3 separate regions of the Homo sapiens genome follow, and all the other regions are linked to region 3. A link is a contact called in ENCODE Hi-C or POLR2A ChIA-PET data. All regions are on one chromosome and are shown on one strand. The core of a region is the stretch at or near the end of the contact, and the rest is flanking DNA. Distances in the headings are between cores, read along the strand shown. Region 1 holds the start of CAMLG (calcium modulating ligand). Region 2 holds the start of SEC24A (SEC24 homolog A, COPII component). Region 3 holds the start of HNRNPA0 (heterogeneous nuclear ribonucleoprotein A0).

Region 1 (3,740 bases), core at 707-3,206, 3.0 Mb after region 3:
AGATTAGTAGACAAACTGGGAAAGATATTCAGAGATGGAGCAAGCTGAAAAGACCAACTTTTTATGGATAATATATCCCAGATGTATGATTGCATTGCCTGCCTTAGCTTATTTGGTTAAAAATATAAAATCAGTAAAGCCTTTTAAAATCTATATTTTAAAATTAGATTTCTGAATCCAGTGCCCTATGAGCATAGGGTGTGGCATATCCCAAAGCTACTGTTTATGTAGTCAGGCAGCCATTAGTAGGCACTTCAGCAGTTTTAAGACACTACTCTGGGGTTTTGTTTTTGTTTTTGTTTTAAAAAAAAGGCCAGGCACAATGGCTCACACCTGTAATCCTGTAAGCCCAGCACTTTTGGAAGCCAAGGCTGGTGGATCACTTGAGCCCAGAAGTTCCAGACCAGCTTAGGAAACATAGTGAGACCCCCCCATCTCCACACACACAATTTTTTTTTAAATTAGCCAGGCATGGTGGTGTACACCTGTGGTCCTAGCTACTCCGGAGGCTGAGGTAGCAGGATTGCTTAAGCCCAGGAGTTTGAGGCTGCAGTAAGCTATGATCATGCCACTGCACTCCAGCCTGGCCTACAGAGGGAGACCCTGTCTCAAAAAATAAAACAACCTTTAAAGACATAAAATTTTCAAAGCAAAAGAACAAAATATAGAAAGTACCTCAGGTAAGATCATAAATAATGCTTTAAGAATAAATAGCCCGATAGAAAAATGTTTCTTCTATTGTTCTAGAAGAATTTGAAATGGTTTTCTTACCTCTCATTTGAACTGCCTAAAAGTTCAGAGCTATACACCTAAAGCCTTACAGAACAAAAGTCACAAAGATATAAGGAGCTTGCGACCAGTGACTAAAGGCCAATTACTAAAGGAAACACTGGAAACTTAGATAACACTAGGGCGCGCTAATTGCTCAATTATACTCACGTGAAATAAATTTTTTTTAAAGAAAATCATTGGACATGTGTTTGGGGGAGGAAGGAGGCGCTCTCCTTAGAAATGCAGCTCCAGACATCAATCACAACAATATCCCCTCATGAGGAGAGGAAACTCTCAGGTGTGCACTTCGCACTTGCTGGGTCTCTGAAGAATGCTCACTCTCACTTTTCCCACCTTTTCTAGCCGGCCCGTAGGTGACAGTGTTGACGGCACTGAACACAAACACTAGGATATGAGCACAAGAGTCCCTGATACACGTAGGATGAACTAGCGGGCAGTTCAGTAAAGACAGGCTGATGTGGGCGGACAGGAGTTACACAGCAAAAGGCAAAAGAAGGTAGACGCTAGAGAAGGCACTGTAAGGAAAAGCACTTGGAACCTTAAGAAGGAAAGCCATCTTCCTAAGGGGAGCAGTAGACATGACAGTCTGGGGATACAACGTGCGCCCTTCAAGAAAGGCGAGGAGTGGCTAAGGAAAAAAGGGGCTGTTCAACGTAACTGGGAAGAGGGAGTGAGAGCTCTGCAGGCAGGGTGGGGAAAATCTCACGGCGAGGCCCCGGGAAAATTGAGGGGAGCGACTAGGAACATCCTGGGGTTCAGGGATGAGAACTTGGGATATCACCGAAGGGGCGGGACAGAGAGGAAATCAAAGAGCAAGGCTTGGTCAAAAAGGTCAGAGGAGTGGAGGTGGGAGAGGGAAGAATGACCCTGAAGATTCAAGGTGATGGGCGGGAGACTGAGGGGAAATCGAGGCTCTTACCCGCGCCGCTCCCGGGCCTGTGAAAGCCCATGATCCGGTTGATGCGCTGTTCCGAGTTCATGAGCAGCTTTCTCCGACGCAGCTCCGCCCGACGCTGGGAAGCCGACAGACCTGAGCCCGCTGGGACCCCCGGCCTCTCCCCGCCGTCGGTAGCGACGGCCATCGACTCCATCCTCCCGTCCACAGTCTGGGAGGGGTGGCAGTGGCGGTGATGTTGGCCGCCGCTGCGAGGGCGATGACTAGAGGCCGGGCCGCAGGGCGCGCGTCCCCTTCCCACTATAGACCCGCCCCCGAGCGCGGTCCCGGAGCCTGTGAGCTAAGCACTCACGCACCGCCCCACGCGACCAAGCGCGAGGCTCTGGCCGCCATCTTGAGTGAGGGCAGCGCTGGACGCCCTCGTGCCTCCCCAACTCTTCTGGCCCTCACCCAACAGCCCCCTCTGCTGTTCACTCGGAGGTGAAGAAAACCAGCACCCAGGGCCGGGAGTGGTGGCTCACGCCTGTAATCCTAGCACTTTGGAAGGCCGAGGCGGGCGGATCACGAGGTCACGATTTCGAGAGTAGCCTGGCCAACATGGTGACCCCCTCCCCCCTCCCCCCACCCGTCTCTACTAAAAATACAAAAACTTAGCCGGGCGGGGTGGCGCGCGCCTGTAATCCCAGCTACTCGGGAGGCTGAGGCAGGAGAATCTCTTGGACCCAGGAGGCGGAGGTTGCAGTGAGCCGAGATCGCGCCACTGTTCTCCAGCCTGGGCTACAGAGCGAGACTCTGTCTCGAGAAAAAAAAAAAGAAAGAAAAGAAAACCGGGAGTGGGAAAGGGATGGCAGTAAGTAGGTCAGCCTAGATTTGGTGCCAGGAAGCAAAATGGAGGTTGCAGCGGCAGTCGCTTGTTTACAGACCCGCGGCCTCGCCTGTAGGCAATGGGAATACGTAACCCTGGGAGCCGCACTTAAAGGGAGCCTTACGCTGGGATTTGTTCTTGGTGCCTGTTCCTCATCCTTAACTTCTCTACGGCAAAGTATACGGCTGATGTGTTCCTAGGCTTTCCTCGCGTTTTGTGCGTTTTTATTCAAATTAGAATTTCCCATTGAAACCTTTCGTGCACATTCTATCTAAATTGCCAACACTCCCCATTCCCCTTCACCTTGTTTTTTCTCCTTGTCGTTCATGACCACCTCGCATGCTAAAGATGCTCCAGCCTGGGCGACAGAACGAGACTCCGTCTCAAAAAAAAAAAAGGAAAAGAAAAGAAAAAAACAAAAAGGCCGGGAGCGGTGGCTCACGTCTGTAATCCTAACTTTGGGAGGCCGAGGCAGGCGGATCACCTGAGGTCAGGAGTTCGAGACCAGCCTGGCCAATATGGCAAAACCCCGTCTCTACTAAAAATACAAAAATTAGCCTGACCTGGTGGCATGCACCTGTAATCCCAGCTACTTGGGAGGCTGAGGCAGGAGAATCGCTTGAACCTGGGAGGCAGAAATTGCAGTGAGCCGAGATCATGCCACTGCACTCCAGCCTGGGCGACAGAGGGAGACTCCGTCTCAAAAATACATATATAAAAGAAATAAATAAAATAAAATCAGAACAAATGACTGGGCGCGGTGGCTCATGCCTGTAATTCCAGCACTTTGTGAGGGCTGAGATGGGTGGATCACTTGAGGCCAGGAATTCGAGACCAGTCTGGCCAACGTGGCAAAACCCTGACTGTACTAAAAATACAAAAATTAGTCGGGCTTGGTGGCGTGTGCCTGTGGTCCCAGCTACTTGGGAGGCTAAGGTGGGAGGATCACCTGATCCTGGGGAGGTTGAAGCTGCAGTGAGCAATGATCGGGCCACTGCACTCCAGACTGGGTGACACAGTGAGACCCCATCTCAAAAAAGTTTTTTCAGAAAAAAATAATATATTTGCTATATTGTAATGGATCCAGTCTGGATTATAGTCATCATTAATAGCAATACAGTCATAAAATATAATTTTAAGTATGTTTTCAGGCAGGAAGGAGCCACAAAGGCAAAAGAGCTTAGGGCC
Region 2 (3,343 bases), core at 116-2,615, 3.1 Mb after region 3:
AGTCTTTTAGAGCCATCTTTGTAAAGAAAACAGCGGTCTTCTCTAAAAACAATGTAAATTAGAGATTTTAGTCACTGTCTGTATTCTCCAACTTCACAGAACTCTTAGACTCTAATGGGCAACTTAAGTTCTTTAGCATTATTCTACTAGTCTTATTTCTGTAAACCAAAGATTTGTAAGTAAATTGGTAAGTAGGCAATCTGTCGGCAGAAAGTCTTTGTCTATTGTAACAACTGAAATAATCTTAGCAAATCACAATGTAGGACGATTTAAGGAATCCTAGAAGAGGTATAAAATTATAAGACATTCTCACATCAAATGACAAACTATAATGTACATGTAGACTCTTGTCAGAGATTCAGAGAGTTGTGTCCACCCACTTTCCAAATGCTGTCCAGACATCTAGAAGTCAACCAGGAGATCCTCCCTTCTATTTGGTTTTTCCACAGCTGAAACATTGAACAGCTGTTGTAGGTACAATTCTGGGAAGGTTCTGGGAGAGATGAGTAGGCCCTAAAGGGGTGTCCCAAAAGCATGCATTCATCTCCAGAAACTCAGACTGAGTACGACCCCCACCCCACTTCAGGGCCTGCGGAACCCAGAAGAATCAGACCCCACATCCTGCTCTCTAGGAGACTGGGGTGAGGTGGCAAGGAAGGCGAAGGCACACAAACACTATGATCCTTATATTCGAGTTTTGAGGCATTTTCTCACCCGTGTTTCACCCAGGGCGTTGCATACAGCAGGTGCTCATTTACTGTTTTGGTGACCGACTAAATAAATGTGAAAGACTGAGACGAGCCTGGGGCTACAGGTGCACAACTGCCGTGGTCCCCTGGCCCAGCCGCCCACCACCATCCGCGCCAGAACCCGGTAAGGAGGTCACTCTCTCTATCTATGTCGCCTCAAGCAGCAGTGGCACGCAAAGGTCAGTCAGCCCTGGCCAGGCTGCGCCCTCCCCCCGGACAGCACTCACCGTTGGTGTAGGGAGACCCCGAGGCCAAGGCGGCTCCGTTCTGGGCCTGGAGGCTGGCTGGGGCGCCGCCGGAGGCCGGTATTCCCGGCTGGGACATGATGACTGGGTTGGAAGGGGCTGGTCGGGGTCGACAACAGCGCACAAGAAGAGAGCTGAAAGACCACTGCTGAAAGCGGAGGGAGGAGGCTAACGACTTAAGACTGAAGACTGGGAGAAGAGGGGGGGGCGCATTAAGCCCGAGGCATGGCGCCGCACTCTCCCCAGGCCACCGGCGGCCACAGCCTAGCCTGGGAGCTGAGGCTTGAGAGTCGGGCCGGCGGGGCCGCGAACGCCCGGCTAGAAGGCGGCAGCCAAACCTAGAGAGAAGGAGGGAGGCCCTGGCCGGAAGTGCCTGTCAGCCGCCGGCCGCGCAGCCGCAATCAGGACACGTGGCACTTCCGGCTCCGGGCTCGCAGCAGCCGCCGCCGCGCCGGCGAACTCTTCTCTGCCAGCCGGGCTGCCCCGAGGCCACCTGACAGCTCCTGGTGCCCCGACCCCGACGACCGTGCCCGGCCTCGCCGCCACGTCACCGACTCTCACGGCCGGCCGGAAGTGCCGTGTGTCACCGCTACGGAAATTCCCGCCGTTGTGAACGTGACCTCGCTCGCAGAGCCAGGATCGTGGGGCAATCTGAGATTCAGTAGCCGCTTTCGTGGGGTGGGACTGACAGTTCCTCTCCTCGGGTTTTGTGAAGATTACCTGAGACCATAGAAGTCATCGTCCTCTGTTGAGACCGTACCACCACTGGGAGCTGGGGCGGTTAATGTTCATCGCAGTATTTCATTCACATTTCGTCTTCGTGTTTCAGATGTAAATTATAAGGGGTTTTAAAAAGAGGTGGTTAAATATGTGTACATGTTAATAGTGTGATCAAGCCAAGAAGGAGGCCTTTGTCTTTGACTGGAGGACTCAGAGGAATTTTAATTTTGAAACTCGCTGATTCACAGCATAGTCACGCTCAAGTTCATTAGCACATTTAAATGGCAGTTTTGTTTCCTCTTCTAAGAGTTTACAGTAAGGTAAAGAACTCAAACTTCCTTTCAGAGCAAGTAGACTTTTTTTTTTTTTGCAAGTTGACTTTTTTGACTTTTGAAGCCAAAGGGAGGTCGAAACTGCGGTGATTGGACAACATAGTTAATTAATGATTGAGTAATCATCTTAGCTGCCTTCATTCTATTTAGGTTTTTCCTGCTCTGTGCTGACGATAAAGCCCTCCTTTACAGATTTGTACTGTGGATTAAAATGTCATGCCACGCGGTTTCGAAACCTCAGTGTGAAGTACATCTTACCTAATTCATTTAATACCAAATGCCTGCTATGAAGTGTTATATTACATACAAAAAAAAGCCAGATCTAAACCACTGTGTCGGGCTGGGCAAGGTGGCTCACTCCTGTAATCCAAGCACTTTGGGAGGCTGAGACAGAAGGATTACTTGAGGCCAGGAGTTTGAGACCAGTCTGGACAACAGGGAGAGTCCCCTTATCTCTATTTAAAAAATATATATATATATATATTTTTGAGACAGAGTCTTGGTCTGTTGCCCAGGCTGGAGTGCAGTGGTGCCATCTCCGCTCACTGCAACCTCCGCCTCCTGGGTTCAAGCAATTCTCCTGCCTCAGTCTCCCGAGTAGCTGGGATTACAGGCTCCTGCCACCATGCCTGGCTAATTTTTGTATTTTTAGTAGAGACAGGGTTTCACCATGTTGGCCAGGCTGGTCTTGAACACCTGACCTCAGTTGATCCACCCGCCTCAGCCTCCCAAAGTGCTGGGATTACAGGCGTAAGCCACCATGCCCAGCCAATGTTTTTAATTAAATAAATTTTTAAAAAGTGGCCAGTGTGGTGGCACATCCCTGTAGTCCCAGCTACTCAGGAGGCTGATGTGGGAGGATCACCTGAACCCAGGAGTTCGAGGCTACAGTGAGCTGTGATCTCACCACTGCACTCCAGCCTGCATGACAGAGTGAGATCTTGTCTCTAAGAAAAGAAAAAGAATAAACCACTGTGTCAGGCCTAAAAAAGGTCAGTAAAAATTCAAATAACTAAATACTAAATTTTATACTAACCCTGTTTTCATCATTTGCCTCAGAACTTTACTAAAAATGTATTTGCTCGGGCGTGGTAGCTTACAACTGTAATCCCAGCACTTTGGGAGGCCAAGGCGGGCGGATTACCTGAGGTCAGGAGTTCAAAACCAGCCTGGCCAACATGGTGAAACTCTGTCTCTACTGAAAATACAAAAATTAGCCAGGTGTGGTGGCACATGCCTGTAATCCCAGCTACTCAGGAGGATGAGGCAGGAGAATTGCTTGAACCCAGGAGACGGA
Region 3 (3,812 bases), core at 3-2,502:
TCTGCTAAAATACAAAAATTAGCCGGGTGTGGTGGTGGGCGCCTGTAATCTCAGCTACTCAGGAGGCTGAGGCAGGAGAACAGCTTGAACCCAGGAGGCGGAGGTTGCTGAGCCGAGATTGCGCCAGTGCACTACAGCCTGGGCAACAAGAGTGAAACTCCATCTCAACAACAACAAAAAAGCTAACATTCTAGTTCAAAGAAAGCAACACATAGATGATGTAAATTACACATAAAAAACCATTCACTGAGGTTAAATGAAAATGTCTGCTGGAGTGTGCCAAGGGGACCTGAAAGGGCCTCCTCTGAGAGGGCATCGTGGGAGGGCTTCAAGGAGGGCGGGAGGGTGGCAGGGAGGCAGGGATGTCGCGCCTCGTCTGGTTCCTAATGTCTGAAGTTCTTTTGGTTCCCTGTTGTCTTTCACACCGCCGCCTCGGGCTCGCTTTTGCGCAGGGCCACGTGGCAAAGTTTTAGTTTAACCGCACGTCGGGCCCACTGTAAACGGTTAATAACCGCCTTCGTGGACCAGGCCTCTGCCCTCCATCTTTGTGCGGGCGGGAGGTGGGGCGGGGACGCCAGGTGTAGCGGACAAGCGGAGAGGCGGCGGGTAGATCCGGGCCCCCAACCCCAACAGTCAAGTTTTCAAAAAGCCCGCGCGTGGCGCCCCAGACCGCATCCGTTGGGAATGGCCCCCAGCGCGCCCCCTGCTCTCTCCCCGGCAAAGCCCTGGGCGGGAGAAGGCGCGGGGGTGGTAGGCCGGCTCTGCACGCCGGGGGCGCCGGGGCAAGCGCGCACCGGGGAGCGCGCCCGTCCAACAGCTGCCGAAAACGGAAGTGGGTGCGAGGGGATCACGGTGATTGGCTGAACTCAGATGTCTCTCAAGGGGCTGGCGCGAACGCCACTGCGGAGTTGGGCGAGGGGATGAGTAAAGGGGAGGGGGAGAAACACTGGGAACAGCCGCGGTGCTAGGAGGAAATGAATCGCGGTGGTGCGCGGAGGGCAGGGAGGGACCCATGTCAAGGGACAGTGGGGCGCTCGGGAATGAAAGTGGGCTGGCAGAAGCGGAAGCGGGAGCGGCACAGGCCGCGGGCTTGAATAGACCGCGGAGGGCGGGGAGTCCGTGATCTAGAGCGGCGCTGCGGCGCGGTAGGCGGGATTAAGGGGAGCGAGGCGGGGATTGGCTGGTAGCCCTAGGCTGCCGTACGTCGGCGGTGACGCACGCCTCGGGGAGGGTGCGCGCGCGTTCAGCGGCCTCTTTGTGTGGTGCCCAGATAGGGGAGCGGAGGTGGCGGCGGCGGCGGTAGCGGTGGCCTTGGTTGTCTTCCAGTCTCCTCGGCTCGCCCTTTAGCCGGCACCGCTCCCCTTCCCTCCCCCTTCCTCTCTTCCTTCCTTCCCTCCCCTTCCCTTTTTCCCTTCCCCGTCGGTGAGCGGCGGGGGTGGCTCCAGCAACGGCTGGGCCCAAGCTGTGTAGAGGCCTTAACCAACGATAACGGCGGCGACGGCGAAACCTCGGAGCTCGCAGGGCGGGGGCAAGGCCCGGGCCTTGGAGATGGAGAATTCTCAGTTGTGTAAGCTGTTCATCGGCGGCCTCAATGTGCAGACGAGTGAGTCGGGCCTGCGCGGCCACTTTGAGGCCTTTGGGACTCTGACGGACTGCGTGGTGGTGGTGAATCCCCAGACCAAGCGCTCCCGTTGCTTTGGCTTCGTGACCTACTCCAATGTGGAGGAGGCGGACGCCGCCATGGCCGCCTCGCCCCATGCCGTGGACGGCAACACTGTGGAGCTGAAGCGGGCGGTGTCCCGGGAGGATTCGGCGCGGCCCGGTGCCCACGCCAAGGTTAAGAAGCTCTTTGTCGGAGGCCTTAAAGGAGACGTGGCTGAGGGCGACCTGATCGAGCACTTCTCGCAGTTTGGCACCGTGGAAAAGGCCGAGATTATTGCCGACAAGCAGTCCGGCAAGAAGCGTGGATTCGGCTTCGTGTATTTCCAGAATCACGACGCGGCAGACAAGGCCGCGGTGGTCAAGTTCCATCCGATTCAGGGCCATCGCGTGGAGGTGAAGAAAGCAGTCCCCAAGGAGGATATCTACTCCGGTGGGGGTGGAGGCGGCTCCCGATCCTCCCGGGGCGGCCGAGGCGGCCGGGGGCGCGGCGGTGGTCGAGACCAGAACGGCCTTTCCAAGGGCGGCGGCGGCGGTTACAACAGCTACGGTGGTTACGGCGGCGGCGGAGGCGGCGGCTACAATGCCTACGGAGGCGGCGGCGGCGGTTCGTCCTACGGTGGGAGCGACTACGGTAACGGCTTCGGCGGCTTCGGCAGCTACAGCCAGCATCAGTCCTCCTATGGGCCCATGAAGAGCGGCGGCGGCGGCGGCGGTGGAGGCAGTAGCTGGGGCGGTCGCAGTAATAGTGGACCTTACAGAGGCGGCTATGGCGGTGGGGGTGGCTATGGAGGCAGCTCCTTCTAAAAGAAAATTTAAAATGCCTGGGAGTGGCTATAGGGGTAGCTCTTTCCAACAGCCCAAGTGGGGTCAACTCCTAAGCCCCACCCCCTCACACACACCGCCTTCCCTGTTTTGCCCTTGGGGGAGCCACTTCTAAGGCTGCTTACCCTTGGGGGTGTTCCTCTATTTGCCTGCCACCTCTCTTGTCTCTCCCTCTGAAGATGGACTCGGCCCCACATACACATTTTTGTGTTACAGTCATTGATGGACTCTATTTTTTTATTATTACTTGGACCTTGGTCGTTTTTATACTAGCAAAATGTCTTGTTTTAATTTGTGTTTTTTGGGGGGAGGGAGGGAGTGAACTTGCTGATTCTGTAGCAAAACCTGGGTGGGGGTTGGGGTGGGGGGTAGTTTACTTTGTTGTAAGGACTTGATAACCTGGCTACAGCGTTTTCTATGAAATCTACTTGGATCCCATGCCTGAAATTTGGAAGCATATGTACAAAAATCATTTTTACGTTTTATTTTTAATAAATCATTGTGTTTGACCGTACATGTCTAACATTTTTTTTCTAGGATCCATTCCGTACCGTTTTTTAAGGGATATTTGTTTAAGACTTTACGTGTTAATTCTTTATTCTTGATGTGTACTTAGAGAAACTTAAGAGGTCCTGTGGTTTTTTTCCCCTCTCCTGTTGCCCTGCTAGTTGCGTGTTGAATTATATCCCTTACAGGCAAAACTTTTGAAGTGGTGGATGTGGCTTTTTAAACTCTTAAGTTTCTGTGCATCCATCTCTTGTACTAAGCGAATTGTTTATCATCTTGACATGGTTGGTCATTTCTATGACAATTTACTTCAAACTGTGTACTGTGTAGTTCTATATAGTTTGTGTTAAGCATGTCATTCATATAAACTGTTTAAAATTTTTCAGATGGCCTAGTTTCATCCCTCTTACTGGTTTGTCTGTAATGAATGGTTAAAAATAAGGGTTATATTTTACCCTCAAATGCGTTTTTGTACTTTCAGAGCAGGTTTAAACGTTTTTTTTTTTTTTTTCCTATATCCGAACTGTTGGCCTCATGGAAATCCCTTTCCCGATCTTTGTAGCACCATCTACTGGCAGAATGGCAGAGTAGCTGCGAAACAATTTGTTTAAAAACTTGCTTAAGACAATTGCATCAGATTTGGAAGTTTTGCCATCAAAATTCTTTGCAGAATTGGAAGTTAACACATTTGCTTGTAACTGAGATGGGCTTCACAGGAATGTAGTTGCCAGTTCATATCACAATAGCCCTTTCTATATGAGGTTTGAAAATGTAAACTGCTATGCATAGCTTGGGCAATAGCCCTAAATTGCTATGACAAC

The links. Hi-C counts contacts between places; a loop is a spot of excess contacts on that map. ChIA-PET counts read pairs that join two places held with the same protein, here RNA polymerase II (POLR2A). Pooled maps may share reads with other maps.
Region 1: a map of CD14-positive monocyte shows a loop between it and region 3 (31-fold over the local background). The contact joins the promoter of CAMLG here to the promoter of HNRNPA0 in region 3. A Hi-C loop is called at or near these places in 1 of 168 maps with a recorded cell type or tissue (CD14-positive monocyte) and 12 of 50 pooled maps. POLR2A ChIA-PET finds 5 or more read pairs at or near these places in 1 of 52 experiments (MCF 10A).
Region 2: a loop to region 3 is called in a pooled map, with 15 times the contacts of the local background. The contact joins the promoter of SEC24A here to the promoter of HNRNPA0 in region 3. A Hi-C loop is called at or near these places in 2 of 37 single-sample maps with no recorded cell type and 8 of 50 pooled maps. POLR2A ChIA-PET finds 5 or more read pairs at or near these places in 4 of 52 experiments (H1, T-cell, WTC11 and 1 more).

What each region holds. Positions count from the first base shown.
Region 1 is chr5:134,736,764-134,740,503 of GRCh38, reverse strand. CAMLG (calcium modulating ligand) reads right to left here and starts at 1,956. Exons shown (of 4, transcript NM_001745.4): 1 at 1,712-1,956. The coding sequence starts at 1,883. RefSeq lists an enhancer at 2,319-2,368.
Region 2 is chr5:134,646,807-134,650,149 of GRCh38, reverse strand. It overlaps SEC24A (SEC24 homolog A, COPII component), which reads right to left and starts at 1,365. Exons shown (of 23, transcript NM_021982.3): 1 at 977-1,365. The coding sequence starts at 1,073. RefSeq lists enhancers at 1,180-1,717, 1,465-1,754, 1,765-1,824.
Region 3 is chr5:137,751,803-137,755,614 of GRCh38, reverse strand. HNRNPA0 (heterogeneous nuclear ribonucleoprotein A0) reads left to right here and starts at 1,252. Exons shown (of 1, transcript NM_006805.4): 1 at 1,252-3,812. The coding sequence starts at 1,549. The coding sequence ends at 2,466. RefSeq lists a silencer at 533-892 and enhancers at 520-1,211, 1,473-1,822, 2,333-2,492, 1,902-2,593.